Regions from separate parts of the Mus musculus genome. Here regions 1, 3 and 4 are each linked to region 2. A link is a loop called in an ENCODE intact Hi-C map of the cell type or tissue named here. Cell type or tissue: heart. All regions are shown on one strand. Each heading gives the region's core, and the rest is flanking DNA. Links, peaks and the distances in the headings are about the cores only.

Region 1 (6,003 bases), core at 989-4,988, 770 kb before region 2:
TATTCTCACCAGGAATTTTTTCATATCTTCTTCTCAGAGAGGAGTCTTTCAAAAAAAAATATTTGTAGTTTAGCTTCTCAAGAACTGGACCACACCATGCCAGATTGTGATACCTAGAGGAGAGGGGGTTAGGATATACAATAAGAAATTCTCCACAATAAATTCTCAGAAAACAAGGTTGGGTATTGATCAATTTCTGAAACCGTGACCTGAGACTCCCAGGATCTAGGATCTAACCCCGTGTCTTTCCTAGAGTTCAGCATTTGCTAATTCAGTGTTCTTGGAGACTTCATAGGGCATAAATACCAATGATGGGTTTGTAATGTTAGGGAGCCCGAGTCACCAGCCATTCTTGTGTAAGGACTTGGTAAGGGCTGGATGCTACAAGTTCTTTTTTGTTTTTGTTTTTGTTTTTGTTTTTTTTTTTGAGGCAGGCTGTCCTGGAACTCACTCTGTAGACCAGGCTGGCCTCGAACTCAGAAATCCACCTGCCTCCACCTCCTGAGTGCTGGGATTAAAGGCGTGCGCCACCACTGCCTGGCTTAAAGGGATCTCACAGAGACTCTTGCTATTCTTCTCTAGTGGGCTCTGCACTCTCTTGTCAAGGGAGCCTTGTGTCCTGTGTCCCCTGTTATTGGAGGAGGGGGTGACAAAAGACAGTAAGGTAATCTGCAGCTCAACAGCGGAGCTCACTCTCACTCACTTCAGCAGACGTCTGCCAGCCTGCAGCCTCTGGTGTTTCTTTTGGGTCAGATACAGAGGACATTTTTCATTCTGGCCTTGCCCACCCCGTTTTTTTTTTTTTTTTTTTTTTTTTTAAGCTCTCAACACATGATTGAAAAAAATAGAGCAATTACCACACACTAGATCATTTCTGGAGATCTGAGGGGAAGGAGAGTAATGTGAAGTCTGAACCTGTTACCCGTGCCGATGGAAGCTTTGACTGATGGAAGCAGTCAAGGCAGGTTTGCTCTGGGCTGGGGCTTGAAGTCACATTAAACTGAAACTGTAGTGGATGTGCTGGATTGTAACTTTATTTTTAAAAGATTATTTATTATATACATAATGGTTTCTGCCTGCATAGATGCCTGCAGCCCAGAAGAGGGCACCACATCTCATTACAGATGGTTGTGAGCTGCCATGTGGTTGTTGAGAATTGAACTCAGGACCTCTGGAGGAGCAGCCAATGCTCCTAACCTCTGAACCGTCCCTTCAGCCCTGAAACTTTTAACTTTTGATGATGAATGTAAAGGTGGCAATGTAAACCTGAAGTTCTCTTCTATAGTCATTAAGACTTGAAAAGTTGTTACCCCTGGGCTCCTGTTTGTGCATCCGGTGTCCAGGATGGAGCTGTGTTTATTCTTAGCTGCTCTTCTTACTACGTTGTCCCCTTCTCCTCTTCCTCATACTCCTCTTCCCCTCCCTCCTCATCTACTATCTCCTCCTCTTCCTCTTCTTCCTCCTCCTCTTCATCCTCTTCTTCCTCATGCTACTCTTCCTCCTTCTCTTCTCTCCCCTCCTTTTCCTCTTCCTCCTTGTACTGGCTAGTTGTGTGTCAACTTGACACAGCTGGAGTTATCACAGAGAAAGGAGCTTCAGTTGTGGAAATGCCTCCACGAGATCCAACTGTAAGGCATTTTCTCAATTAGTGATCAAGGGGGAAAGGCCCCTTGTGGGTGGCTGGTAGTCTTGGGTTCTATAAGAGAGCAGGTTGAGCAAGCCAGGGGAAACAAGCCAGTAAGTAACATCCCTCCATGGCCTCTGCATCAGCTCCTGCTTCCTGACCTGCTTGAGTTCCAGTCCTGACTTCCTTTGGTGATGAAGAGCAGTATGGAAGTGTAATCTGAATAAACCCTTTCCTCCCCAACTTGTTTCTTGGTCATGATGTTTGTGCAGCAATAGAAACCCTGACTAAGACACTCCTCTTCTTCCTTCACTTCCATCTTCTCCTCCATTTTCCCCTCTCCTTTTCCATCCCTCTGTTTCCTCTTCTCCTTCTCTTACAGGGTTTTTCTATGTAGCTCAAGCTGGCCTGAAACTCAGGGTTTTCTTGCCTTAGCCTCTCAAGTGTTGGGACTATAGGTGTTTAACACATGCCTTCTCAATTTTATCTAACCCCTTCAGAATATGTATTTTTAAGTAACTCACGGCATTGTGCTGGTTGGTAAATGTTAACATGATACAAACAGGGACTGCCTACATTAGATTGTTTCATGGGCATGTTAGAAGGGCATTTCCTAGGTTAATGATTGATGTGGGAGGGCCCAGCCCACTGTGGGTGATGTCATCTCTGGGCAGGTGGTCCCAGGTTGTATAAAAACTCAGGTTGAGCAAGCCCAAGGCAGTGTGCCTGTAAGCGGCATTTCTTCTTGACCTCTGCTTCAGTTCCTGCCTTCCTAGTCCTGCCTAAGTTCCTGCCCTGATTTCCTTCAATGATGGACAGTGGAAGTACAAGCCAAACAAACCCTTTCCTCTCTGAATTGATTTTGGTCAACGTTCATTGCAGCCATAAGATGCAAACGAGAACAGTAATGATTATTTTTAAACACACAGATAGAAAAGTATGCTTTAATGTAGTTGTAGTGGAAAACACAAACTTTCCATATAATGGAGAATTGGAATTATCCAAGGTACACCAATGTTTCTAAGTTTGATGCTTCCTTTATTTTCATATTAGTTTGACATTCTATATAATCAACTATTACTCTAAAATATGTTAATTTTAACATCTCATTTAAAATACATCATTTCCAGGACAGTTTATACTTCTTTTGTCCTGTCTTCTGGTCAGGGATCCTGGCCTTGAGAATTTTTAAAATGCATTTATATGATTTTCTTTTATATCACCTCACCTCTGTTCTTTTGGTGTGCCATGACAAAAGCCAGGAACTGTTCATTACCTTAGAGTAGGCCTTCTTTACCTTCCCCAGGCCGACCTGAATGTGGTCATGAATGTCACCAAGGAGCAGCAGTGTGAAGCATGAGATGTTGGCACAATGGAAGTGCTAGGGACCAGTGGCCAGAAATTCCAGCACAAACAATGGTGATGTCACTGTGAGTGATGGACTGTGACATCCTCATTAGTAATCTGAGGACTCAAATGAATGGGTAAACTGTTAGCTTCTGACTCTTAACTTGGATTTCAGTGTAATCTCTCAATATTAAAGAGACTCGCTGCTCAGGAGTGTGTTGTAGGTGACTTAGCTGGGCTGTCCTTGAGTGGGAACTAGTTTCTCCAGGATTGGCTTTTTTGTTTCAAAATTGGGTTGAGACTCAGAAGCAGTTACAATCTGATAAAGCACTAGAGGGCGCCAGACCCCTTTGTGAGGAATTCTTTGTCCTGCAGAGCCTGTCAACCTGTGACTTCAGGGATCAGCCTGAGTCCATTGGCAAGATTACACATGCATTAGAAATGCAACAATCACAGACTTTAGAGAGTAAAGTTACGATTGCACATTAAAACGGACTTGAGAGACCTATTACCTAAGACAATCTATGGACCTTACTTGAGTCATAGAGCAAACATCATTCTTAAAGTGATCTTTGTGAGACAACCAGGGAAATTCGATCAGGAATAAAAGTTATATTATGGAATTATTATTTGTTTTATTAGGTGTGGTAATGGTATCTTGGCAATGCTAAAAATTCCTTAACTATTAATGTTTTCATGGAATCACTTGATGCCAAAACTCATTATAAAATATTCTACAAAGGGGTTGGAGAGATGGCTCAGCAGTTAGAGCACTGACTGCTCTTCCGAAGGTCCTGAGTAATCCCAGCAACCACGTGGTGGCTCTCGACCATCCGTAATGAGATCTGGCGCCCTCTTCTGGTGTGTCTGAGGACAGCCACAGTGTACTTACATATAATAAATAAATCTTTAAAAATATTCTACAAAGGTGGGATGCAGCTTAGTTATAGATAGTTGTCTAGTATCTACGATAAAGTGATAAGGTGTGCTCATATCCCTGACTCTCTTTCTGTCTCTCTCTGTCTCTCTCTGAGTAGTGGATAATAGAAGACATTAGACGGATATTAGCTTGATAGTTGTTGGAACAGGCGTTCATTGAAGCATTTGTTGTACTTTTGTGAGTTTCTGAAAAATTCTGTGAGAAATAAAGATGAGGTCTGGAGAAGTGTTTCAGCTGACGGGGTGAGTTTGACAATCTGAGGTTGCTTCCTGGAACCCACAGGGCAGAAGGAAGAACCCTCTGATCACCACACATGCAGTGTGTGCTAAACACACACACACACACACACACACACACACACACACACGAGAGAGAAAGGGAAGATGAAAATGTACTATATATATTTCAATGTGTATTTATACTTTAAAATTTTGTTTTATACACACACACACACACACACACACACATATGATATGCCTTTCTTAGCTTACAAAGTCAGATGTACAAGAAAATAGTACTCCCCCCCCCCATACTCCAGTACTTTCAATTTCTAGTTTGAGCCTCTTTTCTAGATGTCAGAAATGAACATCATTTATGCCAGACTTCCCTGGTATTTCACTATCAGAAACATAACCCAAGAGAGTCTGGGATATCTCCTTTTTCCACAGCAGAATTGCAGAGTGGGAGTCAGGGCATGCAGGGGGTGGTGGGAGTTTGCTGATGGATCTAGTGTGTCATCTTAGGTCAAAAATCTCTTAAGTCCATTTTGTTCTTCTCTTGTATCCTTGTAAACAATAGCCACATTGTCTGATGAAAGTCTGCAGGGGCTCCCGGGTCTGCCTCTCAAATGGACCCCCAAGCCTCTCTTGAAACAGAAGTCATACCTGGAGGTTTCCCTCTGGCCTTCTTAGCTCCATGGCTCGGTCATTTCTGACGGGCCACACCTATGGCAGGTGTGGTATGGCGGCCTTGAGAATTCTAGGATACTTGCAGCTTCCACAGGTCCAATAGGAGAATAATTACTCTGGCTTTTAAATCTTCTGACACATCTAGGCTTTTAAAGGGTCCCAACAGGGTGAAAGGCTAGGGTGTGGGTCAATGGTATAATGCATGGCTAGCATGCGCACAGTTCCACCCCCAGCATCATACACACAAAAGGTAGTTAGGAATGTGGGGTCGGGACTTGAATAGACCTGTGTTCTGACCCAGAACCTATGCCTTAAGTGGGTATCAGGTATATACTTAAGTTTTTTTTTTTTTATTTTTATACAACATGTTAGTATTTATAAAGCAGAGTCAGTGAAATTTTGCTTAAACAAGACTAAGTACAACAAAAAGAATTTGGACCTTCGTATAAAACTCATACATGACAGGCATTTAAAAAAACATTATTAGCAAAAAGACAACAAGCAGGAAAAGCCTCTTATCTAATTTTTCCACCTGGTTACTGGATCTTTCTCCTAAGACTTAGTAAGCTATTAGCTCGGGCCTTAAAGGGCCGTGTGGGAATCCAGGTGGAGCCCCAGGCACCAAAGCTGCCACGACTTAGGAAAAATGTTCTCTCTGGCATCCAGTCCGAGGTCTGTGGAGCTGAAACTCCCCTGGTATTTTAAGAAAATAACTGGGAAGCTTTCGTTCCCAGTGCGGCCCATCCTTTATGAGCTGTCAGTGGAAAGGAAGCAGATGAAAGAGGGGGTGGGGGGAATTCTTACAGTATCATGTCACTGTGGCCTCAGGGAAACAGAGGAGAAGAAACCCAAGCAATTCATAGTGGACAAGCTTCCAGATGTTTATTGTCAAGACTTCTGCTCAGGATAGAAAGAAAACCTTAACTGTGCTATGTCCTTCTGCACTGTAAGAAAAAGCCACTCTTCGTTCCTCGGGTCTTCCTACCTTGATGGCCTCTGCGGTCTGGTCCAGAGAAGGAAGATGGCGGGTTGGCTGTTCTGTTTCTCTGGGATACCTGGACTGAAACTCCAGGCTAAACTACTGCTGACGCCTTTCTGATCCTGGACGTTAGGTTCCAGTCCCTCTGGAAAGAGACGTCCAGTTTGGGATTAGTTTTCTTCTACACGCAGGATGGATGGCGTTG
Region 2 (4,000 bases), core at 1-4,000:
GAGGCCTGCCAGATCATTGGCGGTGTCTTATTTGGTGCTCAGATATAGCTTAGATGATAAATTATCTGATGTCCAGTTCATTAACAAGTCAACTCAAAATAACTAATAATTAATTGTAGGTAAGGTGACTTTGACCATATAAACTATATCAATTCAGGAATGTGGCAGGCCAAGTCATCTCTCTGGAAGGGGAAGTGTCATAGGTTAAAAAAGAGAAAGAGAGAGAGAGAGAGAGAGAGAGAGAGAGAGAGAGAGAGAGAGAGAGAGAGAGAGAGAACAAAAATGTGCCCACTTCTTATTAGTAAGTCGACTAATGAATCCAGGATTCACCCAGACATGAGACTTGGTTCTGGGCAAGCAAGTGGGAGCTACAGGGAAATACCAAGTACAGGCAGGCGCCATTGTCATCTTCTTACCAATGTCTTCATGAAACCTATTTTAAAGAAGATAAAGCTAAGGCTTACAGAGATGAAATGACTACTCCAGTGTCACTTAGCCAGAAGCTGTGAAGCTCATGGCCTAAATGCATCTTTGTCTGAAAGCCCCCACTGCTCTGCCCAATCTCCCTCGACCACACAAACAGCTTGAGGAGCATTTCCCGCACTAGGAAGACTAGGGAAATGCTAGGGTAAACTCTATGAAGTTCACATAGGATACTTTTCCCTCTGTGACATGACAGTGCAACCTAAGACTTTAAGAGATGATATTGGGGCAAACGAATAAAGCTCTGCCAAGCAAATTTTGGCAAATGCAGACATATGACCTCGGCCAGCTCTGCCCTTTCCATGGTCAGCCTGTGTAAAACACACCTATCCCCAAAGATAGATTCAGGACTGTCTTTAGGGGACGACTTCAAGGTTCTCGAGTCTGAAAGAAGTAAGATAGCATTCTAGGTCCTGTGATTTCATGATTCTAGTAATTCACTACATATTCAGTCACTATACTTTCCTTAAAGGGTTGTGTGTGTATGTGTAAGTACTTATATGTATGTGTTTAGTATATGTGTGGAAGCCAGAGGTTGTTTATCTTCCTCAATTTCTATCTACATTATCTTTGAGTCATGGCCTCTCACTGAATCCTGAGTTCCTCAATTTGACTGGATTGGCTGGCTAGCAAGCCCCACGGATCCTCTGGGTCTGTCTCAGGAGTGCCTCCTTATATGGGTGCTGGTGGTGAAATTCAAGTCGCACTTGACCAAGCCCTTCACAGGCTGAACTTTCTTCCCAGACACCTTCACTACAAATTTAATAACTGACGCTTCCTGGCTGTCGGGGTGACTGGCAATGAAGACACTGTTCTCAGAAGACAAGAGAACAAACACAGTCTTGTCTGTCTCTTCTAAGACTTGTTGAAAGGGAGACTTGGAATGACTGGAGTACGTGTGTGGAGGAGGGGAGTCCCTAAATTTTCCACAATGAGCATGTGTGCTTTTTAAGTCCAACTCCTTGATTCTTAGGTGAAGGAGGGAGGGTACAGCTGAAGGGAGCAAAGAGTGCTTAGACCCCTGGTTCTAGAGCTGTCACAGAGAGAGTGGCAGTTGCGGCCAAGTTTCTGATAGTTTTTGTCATCTCTCTTTTTTCTCGCCCCTGCACCTATTCACATTATCATGTCACTCCCCAAAGCCTCCTACCTTCTCTGGAATAGCTGAATCTGACAGTTTAAAAAGCCAGTCCTCTACAAAGGTCAAGGAAAACGAGTTCTAGTGTTTGAAATAAATCATCTATGTTATTATGTACTATATATGTAGATAGATAGATAGATACATAGATAGATACATAGATAGATAGATAGATAGATAGATAGATAGATAGATAGATAGATAGATAGATAGAAGATAGATGATAGGTAGGTAGATAGATAGATAGATAGATAGATAGATAGATAGATAGATAGATAGATAGATAGATAGATAATGATTTTATGGGTTTGGGAACACAAAAACTTAGCCTTTCCCTTCCAAGATTTACTTCTGTATTATTAATTTGATTGGGAATTTTTTTTTTTATTTTCACAAATGATGACGAGGCTTCTGGAGGCGAGCCCCTTGGAAAGCAATTTGAAAGGAATCCCAATGCAAATCCATGTGCACAGATTATCTGCTTCCCCTCACCCTGGCCCTGAACAACCTACCCATCTGCAAATCCTGCCTGGCACCTTCAGGTTATGCCAGAACCTGGGTCTGCAAGCCATCCTGCACGCCACCCTAGAGGGCGCGCTGCTTACACTTTCCGCCAACGGGGCGGCCGTGCTGGCTCCCAGGCTCCATAAAAGGGGAGGAGGCGGATCGGTTTCCTTCTCTCATTGAGAAAGCGGAGCGGATTGGAAGGCTGGGCGTATAAAGCGGCGCGGAGAGCGTGAAACAAAGCAGACCGATCGGAATTGGACTTGGGAAGAGAGGCGCGGAGTCAGGCAGAAAACTTGTAGGAGAGGAGTAAAGAGCCGCTGCCTCTCCTCCTCCACTCCGCTGTGCTTAAAGGGGTTCCCGCCGGCCTTGCGATTTATTTTTATATCTGCTTTTTATAGAGAGAAGTATATATATATATATATTTTTTCTTCTAAAGAGAAAATTCCTGTTCCAAGAGAAAATAAGGCAACATCAATGAAGGAGAGAAGAGCCAGCCAGAAATTATCCAGTAAATCTATCATGGATCCTAATCAGAACGTGAAATGCAAGATAGTAGTAGTGGGCGACAGCCAGTGTGGGAAAACCGCGCTGCTCCACGTCTTCGCCAAGGACTGCTTCCCAGAAGTGAGTGTGACCCGCACGTCTTGAGGGGAGCGGCTGGTGGGGTCCCCGGTCTGGAGGACTGCGCCTTTCTCCTGCTTCACTGATTTTCTTGAAAATCTTTCTCATGCCCAGCCGTCTCTGCCGCCACACGGCCGGGAAGCGAAAGTGTCCTGGAAGGGTCTTGGCTGGGACCCGCCAGCACCCTGGGCTCTTGGCCCCAGAAACTTGCTGGTTTCAGTGTGGGAGGCCGGGTGGGGAGACCTGGGTGGGCTCTCGGGAGGGGGCTGCGTGTTTACTGTGTAAGGAGTGTGAGGTTGTTGGTGGTGGTGGTTTTTTAATTGGGGGCTTGGTGGTTTTTCAAGTGTTCGATCTACGGGTCGTGTTTTTAATAATCTCTTTGCCACCTTCCTCTTCTGTCCCTTTCGTTCGTCCAGAATTACGTCCCTACGGTGTTTGAGAATTACACTGCCAGTTTTGAAATCGACACACAAAGAATAGAGTTGAGCCTGTGGGACACTTCAGGTAAGACTCGGCACACCGCGTGGCGGTCTGAACCGGTGCGCCCGGGGGCTCGGGATCTGGTGCCCTGTCTGCTAATGTGGCTCCTTGAGGGACTTCCCGGTCCCGAGCCGCCGGAAAATGTTATCCTTTCTGGGCAGGGGCAGCAATGGGAGTGATTGTGGTCTTGGGGACAGGAGGACGCTAGGTGTCCGGAGTGACCCTGCTGGAGGAGCCTCTGGTGGCCGCATGGCCTTGTGTTGTCCTTCCTTGGAGCCGTGCCGGAGCGGGCCGCCAGGGTGGCCCAGTGCTGGAGCATACAGAGCAGCGTGGAAGCCCTCCCGCTCGCGGAGGAAGCCCCTCATGGGTGTCACCAGCCATCTGGTTTGGGGGCAGGGGCGCAGGCTGAGCTGGGAGAAGATCCCCAAAGCCTCCGGGTTGCGTGGGGTGTTCCAGGCTGAGGGAGATGGGTGAATGGCCGGAGCCAGCGCCCGTGACGCCTACTGTCAGGAATGCGCTGGTGGTGCCGGCAGCGGCCACCGCGGGGCCTCCGCCCCCGCAGCCTCTGTGCCACCGGTGCAGAGCGGCTTCTGCGGCCGCCCAGGGATCACTCTGTGCCAGCTCTCCGAACATACCACTCCCCTACCCTTTTGCTTCGGCTTCGCCTGCCTGCAGAGCCGCAGGCAGCACCGATCGCCTTTGACCTTCCTGTCTACTTGAATTATTGGCGCCTTGGAGGGTTCCGTCCAGAGGTCTAGGGTTCAAGGCCGGGTT
Region 3 (4,000 bases), core at 1-4,000, 680 kb before region 2:
GTTTAAGAAGCCCACCAGTCCACCTCACCATTCCTGTGGGCTAGATGACACTTAAGGAGCCTCCTGGAGTACCACATAGTCTCTGGGTCTATTGTTCTCACAGAACCCCATACGTCCTCGCAGTTGACTGGCACAGCACCTGGGCCTTGATGGGAACTCACTATGCTTGGAATCATCTGCTCAGAAAACTCAGAGCTGACATGTAGACTTTCCTGACAATTCATGGAGGGTGAAGGGTCGAGGGAGGTATTTATATCACACACACACACACACACACACACACACACACACACACACACACACACACACCCCAGAGAACAAGTCCACCGTCATTTATTAAGAAAATCTTTGAGTCTTGGCTGCCCTCAATTTCTGGGAACAGTTTCCTCTGGTACCACTCAGCACTCAGCTTCTTTGCTTCTTATCACTGTAGCAATAGAATTCCACTTTCCTGTGCTAGTCGCCTATCTCCTCCAACTTGTTAACTTGCATTAGTAAACCCAAGAAGGCATTGGTTGATCAAAACTCACCCTTTACTTGGTTTATCCTGTTAGAAAACACTTATTGATCATACTCTTTTTTTCCCCTCCACTATACAATCCAAAGCCGGGTGGGTTGTGACAGAGTCCATTCTCATAGCTCTAGAGAATGTTAAATGTAACGGTGACTCTGGGGAATGTTAAATGCAACTGTGAAGATTTTCTTGTTTCACCCCTACTCCCTTCCTCCCCCCCAAAGAAAAAAATGGATGTTTCCTTCACCTTCATAAATCTCCAAGCCATCTATTTTCCTTCTTTGTAGACAATGGAGTTCCTTGGGTTGGATGGGGAAGGGCTCCAGGCAGGCAAAACCTTTTTTTTTTTTTTCTCTTTTGTCAGCACCCAAAAGAATGAGTTTGGTCTCCTTCATTTCCAAGTGGGTGATAAGAGAAACATTGTACTTCAAATTTAATAAAGATGGGAAATTTTCTTCAGGGAAATTCATCTTTCAAATGTCAATGGACAACTTGAAATTTATGTTAGACTCCTCTAGAAATAAGAACTGCTGGCGATTAGAGAAGCTTGGGAGTGATTTCTGCATGCATCCAAAATAAGGAAGTTTTTACTTTACTTGACAAGGAAATTAAAGGCAGTGAATAGATTATTCAGTGGACTGCTGATGTGGCCCAACGTCCTCCTGGCAGGTGCACTGTGCTCAAATATACATGATAATGCTTCAAATGTAAATAAGGTTAATGAATTTTAATATTCCTCGGGATCTTGTATGCACGCTCCCATTTGCATAGTGACTTATTTCGCAAGTCCCTTTGTAAATATTGCAATGAAATAAACATAAGAGAAGAACACAAAGAAGTGCATACAATTAACTCAGCAGACAGCCCTCCATGAAGGCCGATTGGATCATATCACAGGATCACAGGCATCAGGGGTGGAAGAGTCCCCTAAGCAGGCCAGCTGATCCTTCTTTATAGCGGGAATTATTTTTTTTAGGGGCTTTCAAAAAATTAGCTTGGATCAAATCAATGTGCTTCAGGTGACAGGGTTTGCCTTCAGAAAGACATTTGCAGAGTCTCTATTTGAAGAACTGTGGTCTGCAAGATGCGGTGTAAGGGATGAAGAAGGGAGGCCTCTACCAAACCCTCTGGGCATACACGTACACTATGAATGGGGTAGCTCCTGACTGGGCATCCTCACCAGGCCTTGAACTTATTCTAGAAAGCATCATAGCACAAATACTGTCTAGAATGTGTGTGTGTGTGTGTGTGTGTGTGTGTGTGTGTGTGTGTGGTGTGTGTGTGTGTTGAGGTGTTCTTTTGGACTTGTTCACTTGGAATCTTTAGCGTCCCCCATGTGTCATGTGTCAGTGGCTAGGTAGAGAGAGAACATTAAAACCATGTGGTACAGTTGATTTCAGTGGAATGTATACACTAAGGTTTTCATTTTTATGTATTTTTTTTAACTATGTGCCTCTATAACATTGGCTTGTAGGCAAGTTGCTGGGGGGGGGCATTTCCTTGATTTGTGATTGATGTCCACTGTGGATGATGTCATGCCTGGGCTGGCGGTCCTGGGTTCTTTAAAGCTGAGCAAGCCATGGAGGGCAAGCCATTAAGCGGCTTTCCCCTATGGCTTCTGTTTCCATCTCTGTCCTCTTTTCTCTTCATAAAGAACCATAATCTGTAAGATGCTTTTCCTCCCTGAGTCATGATGATATTGCGTTTGTTATGGCATTTATCACAGCAATAGAGAGCAAACTAGGACAGCGAATAAGAGGGAAGACCACACAGTTTCTAAATATTGCCTTGAAAGCAAGTCTGTTCGGTCAGCAGAGGGAGCTCCAATCAGGAAACACGAAGGAGGAAAAGAAATGAAGCCTGTACTTCAGAGGAGGCAGGGTTCCAGCAGGGGTCAGGAGTTCAGTTCGAGTTTTCTGAAGGAAAAACAAAATGAAAGCATTAGAAAGGAAAGAGATCAGAAAATTGCTGCAAGAGTAATAATAATAAATTTAAAATGGGAGGGAATTAGGTGGCATGATTAGCAGCTGTCACTACCTCGATCAGAAAAGCTGGTTAATTGCCCATGTAATACAGGTGCATAATTTCCTACCCATACACTTCACGGGGGACTCACAAATGAATTACATGCCACTTCCATTAGGTTGCTGACGATGTAAGTCCAAGCAATACCTTTGACTTAGAAGGAACTACAGTGATTAAAAACTAGCTTCATAAATGCATACAGAAGTGCTCTCTCTCTCTCTCTCTCTCTCTCTCTCTGTGTGTGTGTGTGTGTGTGTGTGTGTGTGTGTGTGTATGTGTTTCCAAGGCCTTGGATTGAAGGTAGGGGTTATGATTTGCTTCTTTGTTACAGAGATTTGAGAAGAAGGCCTGAGAGTTAAACTGCTTTGTCCTCAATTGATGGGCGTCACAACACAAACACCATGAAATTCATCATTCGATTTATTGCCTTATGCAGCTAAGTACCCCACATAAGTTCAAGAGTTTCTGCAAGCACCACACTCCTACTTGCCCAGTTTTCTTTCCCTCATTAACTCTGGCCTCTGACACTTGGTGGTAGCCAATGGTCCCCACAGAAATTCTGACGTTGTGGGACAGAGTCCAAGTGGAAAAAAGAAACTTGTGGGGATTTGCTGATCTCCTGTTCTTTTTTTGCTTATCAATCTTTAATGCCTGATGGATGTCAAATGCAAACAACATCAGTGACTACAAAACATGTTCTCTCTCTCTTTTAAGGCTAAGCATACTTGGCTATTCCTTTAAAATATTCTAGTCCTGAAAACTGGGATGTACCTTCTATCATACTTCAAGCATTCAGAAGCACCCCTCATTGTGGTGCTTGAAGGAAGTGGACCCTCTTTCCCCGTATATGATTTTTTTTAAAGTTGAAATTTGTTTTCTTCATATAATGTATTTTGATCATTTCCCCTCCCCTAACCCTTCCCAGATACCTACCCAACTTTATGTTCTTTCTCTCTATTTCAACAAACAAAAAATAAAAATTTAGAAGCAAAAATATAAACAAAACAAAAAACAAAAATCATACACAACCCTTCCCACAAAATCACATATCAAAAACAAAGACCAATAAGAAAAAAATAAAGGCCAAAACAAGCCCTAATGAAAGAGAGTCCACAAAAAAATACAACTTTTTTTTTTCTGTGATGGCCAACTATTCTTGGGCATGGGGACTGCCCTGGAGAATGGTTAATATACTTAAGATACTCCTTTAGAGAAAATCTATTTTCCCTTTGCCAGCAGATTTTTAGTTAGGGTGGGACACTATGTCCACTTCTAAGTCTCAGAACTGGTTCTGTCTTGAACACGTATGTGCAGGTCTGTGGATGCTCCCACAGCCTCTGTGGTTTCATGTGTACATCAGTCCTCTTGCGTCAGGAGAATGCTTCCTTGCAGTCATCCATCCCCTAGGGCTCTTATAATATTTCTGCCTCCTCTCCCACATAGATCCATGAGCCTTGAGGA
Region 4 (5,677 bases), core at 1-4,000, 290 kb before region 2:
TTTCTGCTTAAGTATCTAGAGGTAAGGGAAGACACATCAGGAGTCAGATTGCCATCCCCTGAGCTGGATTAAATTCTAACTACATAGAGTTTACATTTTTAAAAGTCCAGTTCCTTGGTTCCTAAGATGTCCTGTGATTGTGTGTTCTCTTGCTCAGAGATGCAATCCCTTCCACTATGCCTGAGAACATGGGGTCACACTCAGCAGTCACAACATCTAGAAATGTATTGATCCTACTAAAATAGACGCTTACTGTTGTTTGCTTGGCTGCTGGTCCCGGAGGTAAGAGCAGAGGATGGGCACTCATTGCTAAACAGAAAAAACAGAGTTCAGTGCTGGGAAGGAAGGGGTCACTCAAAGGCACAGGGTGTGCATGGGGTGTATGTGTGGGAGGTGTTTGGGAGGTGGGGGCTGGGGACGGGTCATTTGGGGAATTATTGCTCACTGCCCAGGTTGCCTGTAAATTGATGTTTGTTAGATACTGTGTTGAAATGGAAAACCCACAAATGGTTTCGCCAAGTCTCTGTAGTATTAACAACTCTCATTGGCCACAAGCCACTTGACTTTAATGGATTATCTGTCTTGGACTGTTGGGAAAAATGTCCCACCCTCCCCTCTCCGACTTACCATCACTTGTTCCTTGGAGTTCTTGTTACGGAGTGATCATTTGTTTCTGTTCCAGATTTGTGAACAGTCCTTAATTCACCAGAATCCAATCTAACGCCATTTAAGAAGCAGCATTCCATGTTAGGCAGGTGAAGTGCCAGCTCCTAGAGGCACAGAGATAATAATCTAGGCCATTTTACCACCCAGTGCAATAGCATCTGGGCAACGCAGACTAATCAAAAACCAGCTACAGTAAGCAGCATGACCCACCGGCTTCAGCCCTACGGAGATCCTCCCTGCCCTGCGCTCCTTGTTGTGTTTCATCCTCTCTCTGTCGCACAGCACTTGCCGATCACGTGGGAGTGGGTGTGATGCAGATGTTCTGTGATGTCACATAGCCCAATAAAGAGGCAGGGGTGCTTTGTAGCTTCCAGAAGGATTCCTAGGAGGAACTGACAAGTGGTGCTCTAAAGCCCAACCAACTCCATTTTTTAAAGAAGAAGCTCCAGTTTGTACGAGGCCTGACTCCAATTCCAGGATGAAAGCCATGAAGACCACTTGTGCGAACATCATACGGCAACTGCCCGGACTCCTGGACCCTACCCCTAGCAACGGCCAGTCAGGCTACACTGGCAGGGCCAAGGTACATATAACCTAAGACATCCTGCAGAAAATAGAAAATCTGGCCATCCTGTTTGTCAGGTGGTTTTGCCCCTGTATCTGGTTCCTACAGATTACGTCAGAAATGCAGTTTTAAAAATATTAACTTGCTGACCCGTATGGAAACTCGCCAAGCTTGTTGTAACCACTCATTTCTGAGCCATTGTCATGGTGCAGGTGAGAGTCCTTGCTCGCATTAAAGACCCTGTATGTTTGCATCGGAATTGACTCCTTGGTAGTCTTTGGGGTCCCTGAGACTTGGGCATAACAGTGCTAAGATAACGTAGTACAGACAGAAGCCTTGAGCATGCCATCAAATAAACTTCTTTCTTTACAAAGGAGACACTTTGAAGTGAAGCAGCATTCAGTCCTCCTAGTGAAACAGCAACGTACAATATAGTACGTCCAGAACTCCTTTTGTCATCTCCATTGCCTGTGCTTAGAACTGAAAGGCAGATTCTGTTGTGGTGTTTTGTTTTGTTTTGTTTTTTTCCCCTGCTTCTATTTGCTATCAGTTGAGAATATTATAATGTGGAGGTTGGGGCAGAGGAGAGGTGGGGGCATCTGGGGGTTAGCCTGGCTGAAGAGGAGGGTAGATTTCTGTTTGAAGAGTTTTCCCTTTTGAAAATATCCTAGGATTTCCATGCTGTTGTTTTGTTCTCACTTTGACACTGTTTATTTTTTTTCTTTTTTTGACTTTCCAAATTGTTAACTTTATTTAAATTGAAAAATATTTCTTAAAACTGCATATAGCATCAAGATCATTGATGAAAATCACCAGTATTTGTAAGGCAGAAACATTTATAGTAACAAAACTAGGGCGGGGGTGTTTTGCTGACATTGTCTGGGTACCACGAGCATGCACTGCCTGTGGAGGCCAGCAGAGGGCGCAGAATACCCTGAAACTGGAGCTGCAGAGACTTCTGCTGAGAATCCAACCAAGGTCCTCTAGGAGAGCAGCCAGTGATCTTAACAGCCCAGCCATCTCTCCAGCCCCTACTCCTGTCACTTTTTCAGAGACAATGCTTAAATTATAAAAGGGTGGAAATGATGTAACAAAAATATATGTATTTGTAAGTAAACTGTATTTAGTTTTCCTCTGTTGGCGAGGTGGTTAGAATCGATTTAGAAACAAATCCACAGGGCTACTTTTCTCTGTGGTGACTTGCAAGGGGAGAACAAAAACAACACAGTATTCTTTGGGGTCACCCTCCAAGCATTAAGGTGGAAGAGGGTCAAACCAAGCCACCATGTTCACAGCCAGCTGGTGCCCTCTGGATTTCTGTAAGTGGATCCACGCGGTTCACCTCTGACTCCAGATTCTCCCTGTTGAGTTTGGTTCCCTCAGGCCTCAAGGCTGCTCCTTTGTCTCTACCCTGGCTCCCAGGCACATGCTGAGCTCTTCAGCCTTCATTTTCTCTGCAGTTTTCCTTGCCTTCATTTACAGGAAGCAGCTGGGGGTGGAGGTCGAGGGACATTCTCTGGAACTTGTTATTGAACAACAACAACAAAAAAGGCACATGCCACAAAGATCACTTCAAATCAGCGCACCAGGTATTGTCCCATCCTTAAAATATGCTGTGCTGGGCTTCCCTTTTGCAAACTAAGGCCTCACCTGTTTTCTTCCGTGTTGATTTATCCTCTTTTTACATGAGTTTGAATCCCACATGCCATAAATAACACCTCACTTTAATATTCAGAAAAATGCAACCCCCTTCAATGTAGGAAATTTTCTTTCTTAGCACATGAGCCATGCATAATTGGGGAAAAATGTGTTTCCTGCTAGAGCTGGGTGGAACTTCATAAATGCCAGTTGGATCAAGGTTAAGAGCATTAAATCGTTTTTCTTTTTTTCTTTTTTTCTTTCTGGCTGCTTATTACAGCAGTTGTTTCATTTTTTTTTGTATTCTTTCTCTCTTGCCCCTCTCTTCCCCTCTCTCTTACTCTTCCACCCTTCTCCACAACTCTCTCTTCCCCTCTCCCTGCTCTCTCCCTCTCTCTGTTTCTTCCCCCTTCCCCCTCCCATCTCCTCTCTCCTTCTCTTTCCCTCTCTCCCCTCCCTCTTTGTGTGCTTGAATATAAGTCCACATATGCACAGTCCATGTGTAAAAGTCAGAAGACAACTTTGGTGTCAGTCCTTCATCTTGTTGGAGACAGAGAGCCATGTCTAGTTTTCTTCCTGGTGCTCATGACAGGCTACTGCCCTGCAAGGCTCTTGGGACTCTCCACTCACCATAGCCATGTCTCCCTAGGGGTGCTGGGATTACAGAAACACACACTGCCAGCTGGCTCTATGGGAATTCTGGGGATTCAAACTTGGCCCCTGACGCTGGCACAGCTAGTGTTGTATTGACTGAGTGACATACTCAGCTCATATATCAGTTATTGAAATGTGGGGTGCTGGGCTAAAATTCTGGAGGTATTGTTTTTCAGCCTATGTGTTACAGTTAACTATGCACATTTGAATATAAAATGTCCTGCGCAAGCTCATGCGTTTGAACTCCTGGTCATCAGCTAATGATTGTATTGAGAGCTGGGTGGAGGAAATGGATCACCAGGAAGGGTGGCCCTATGGTTATAGCCTGGCTATAGTTTCCCGCCAGAATGCTTTTATGATCTTTTGACATGTACACATTCCCAGCACTGTGGACCAAGGTGCTTTAGCTATCATTTATCTCCTGCCATGAGACTCACCAACTAGCCCTGCTCAAACCACAGGCCAAGATAAATTATTCTCTCCTCAAGTTGCTTCTGGTCAGAGAGTTGGAAGCAGCAATGAGAGAAGTAACGAACACATATGATTTCCTTCATTTGCTACTATATAATTCATGTGTACAGGCAATTCCCAACTATGTATCACTGATCAGTATGGATAGTTTCTGGCAAATGTATTGTTAGACTATTTTACCACTAAGTGAATATCAGAAATGTGTTTGCAAAAGTTTTCTTGATAGCTCACTACAAATCTAGATTATAATCTTATGAGACCACTATAATTCTGTGGTCCACTGATGACTTGTGGTTCACAAATGTCATTATGTCACATAGAACTGTGTGTCTGTGTGTATTCATTAACCTGTGTAGTTACCAATTTCAGAACTTTTTGGTATTTGGGGTAAATATATATTTCTACATAGTATCATTATTTATAGTCTAAAGAATTTCATTTAACGTCTTTAAACAATTTATTTATATTTCTCTAACAATTTTATTAATTAATCTAGATGGAGATTGATAAAAGGTTTATAAAATGTGAAATTATTGGTTGATAAGCTTTGTTTTAAGCACTTTAAGTATCTTATTTTTGTCTTCTTTCATTGATTTTGATAAGAGTCCAGGAAGATAAGAGTCGATTTTTCCTTTGTTTAGTATTTGAATCCTCTGACTGTTGTTAAGATACTCCCTTCGTTGTCGGCTTCATCAGCTTGGTTATGACATAGGTTGCAGTAAATTTTAGAAGTTTTTTGTTCTTTGAGTGCAATGGGTTCTTGTATACATAAATTTTTTTCCAAACTTAGAAAAATTTTGAGATTTGTGTAGGTTTTAGTATCTCCTTGGAAATTGGTTTAGATTTATTTCTTCACTATGTAAATGGCCAAATACCTTTTGTTTTTAAGGAAGAGATTTTCTGTGTTTATTTACTATTCTTATACAAGATTCCATAATAGACATTTTTAATTTTAAAAAGTATTTGTTTTTGGATTTTTGAACTCTAGAACAATTAATTATAATTAACTTTAATTAGCAATTTTGCTGGGTTTTGTACATTAATGTTATGGAAAGCATTTTCACTTAAAGGTTTCAGGTTTTAATAGAGGCAACGTCTTTAGGTTGTAGGGATGAAATATTAAACTCATATTGTTTCTTTTATTTTAATTTAATTTATTTATTTTTATTCTTTAGTTTATCCCCCTCCCAACTGTTCCAAAATCCCACACTTACCCCCCTGTCTGCAAGAGGATGTCCCCTCCCCCCAACCCCTAGACCTCCCCACTCCATGGGGCCCCAAGTCTCTCAAGAGTTAGGTGCATTATCTCTGACTGAGTCCAGACCTGGCAGTCCTCTACTATATATATGTCAGAGGGCCTCGAATCAGCTGATGTATGCTGCCTGGCTGGTGGATCAGTGTCTGAGAGATCCGGGGGATCCAGGTTAGTTGAGACTGCTGGCCCTTCTATAGGGTCACCCTCCTCCTCAGCTTCTTCCAGCCTTTCCCTAATTCAACCACAGGGTTCACTAGTTTCTGACCATTGGTTGGGTGTAAGTATCTGCATCTGGCTCTTTCAGGTGCTGGTTGGGCTTTGCAGAGGGCCATTATGATAGGCCTCTTTTTTGTAAGCATACCATAACATCAGCAGTAGTAGTGTCAGGGCTTGAGGCCTCCCCCTGAGCTGGATCTCAATTTGGGCCT

What was found. Peaks named below come from ENCODE experiments on the same cell type or tissue, not always from the same donor. Only the 100,000 strongest peaks of a DNase experiment are listed, where the experiment ranks them.
Region 1: a loop joins it to region 2, with 2.6 times the contacts of the local background. A loop is called at or near these places in 8 of 42 quality-filtered maps.
Region 3: it touches region 2 in a loop (4-fold over the local background); 7 of 42 quality-filtered maps call a loop at or near these places.
Region 4: a loop joins it to region 2, with 2.0 times the contacts of the local background. A loop is called at or near these places in 2 of 42 quality-filtered maps.

What each region holds. Positions count from the first base shown.
Region 1 is chr2:51,912,494-51,918,496 of GRCm38, reverse strand. No RefSeq gene overlaps it. Among named protein-coding and RNA genes, the nearest start is that of Rbm43, 20 kb to the left of the region's middle. In heart, for the core only: CTCF peaks have their summits at 1,095 (motif pointing right) and 3,300 (motif pointing right); no DNase peak of the experiment used is centred there; H3K27ac peaks cover 265 bases.
Region 2 is chr2:51,147,474-51,151,473 of GRCm38, reverse strand. Rnd3 (Rho family GTPase 3) reads left to right here and starts at 2,363. Exons shown (of 5, transcript NM_028810.2): 1 at 2,363-2,749; 2 at 3,163-3,250. The coding sequence starts at 2,600. In heart, for the core only: CTCF peaks have their summits at 2,214, 3,509 and 3,722; DNase peaks (open chromatin) are centred at 2,303, 2,883 and 3,643; H3K4me3 peaks cover 1,908 bases; H3K27ac peaks cover 1,710 bases; H3K27me3 peaks cover 603 bases.
Region 3 is chr2:51,828,814-51,832,813 of GRCm38, reverse strand. No RefSeq gene overlaps it. Among named protein-coding and RNA genes, the nearest start is that of Gm13490, 99 kb to the right of the region's middle. In heart, for the core only: a CTCF peak has its summit at 2,333 (motif pointing right); no DNase peak of the experiment used is centred there.
Region 4 is chr2:51,433,266-51,438,942 of GRCm38, reverse strand. 1700057H21Rik (RIKEN cDNA 1700057H21 gene) reads left to right here and starts at 1,043. Exons shown (of 3, transcript NR_130155.1): 1 at 1,043-1,249; 2 at 2,714-2,820. It overlaps Gm32434 (a long non-coding RNA gene), which reads right to left and starts at 951. Exons shown (of 5, transcript XR_374359.3): 1 at 877-951; 2 at 628-770; 3 at 254-309. In heart, for the core only: a CTCF peak has its summit at 2,141 (motif pointing right); no DNase peak of the experiment used is centred there.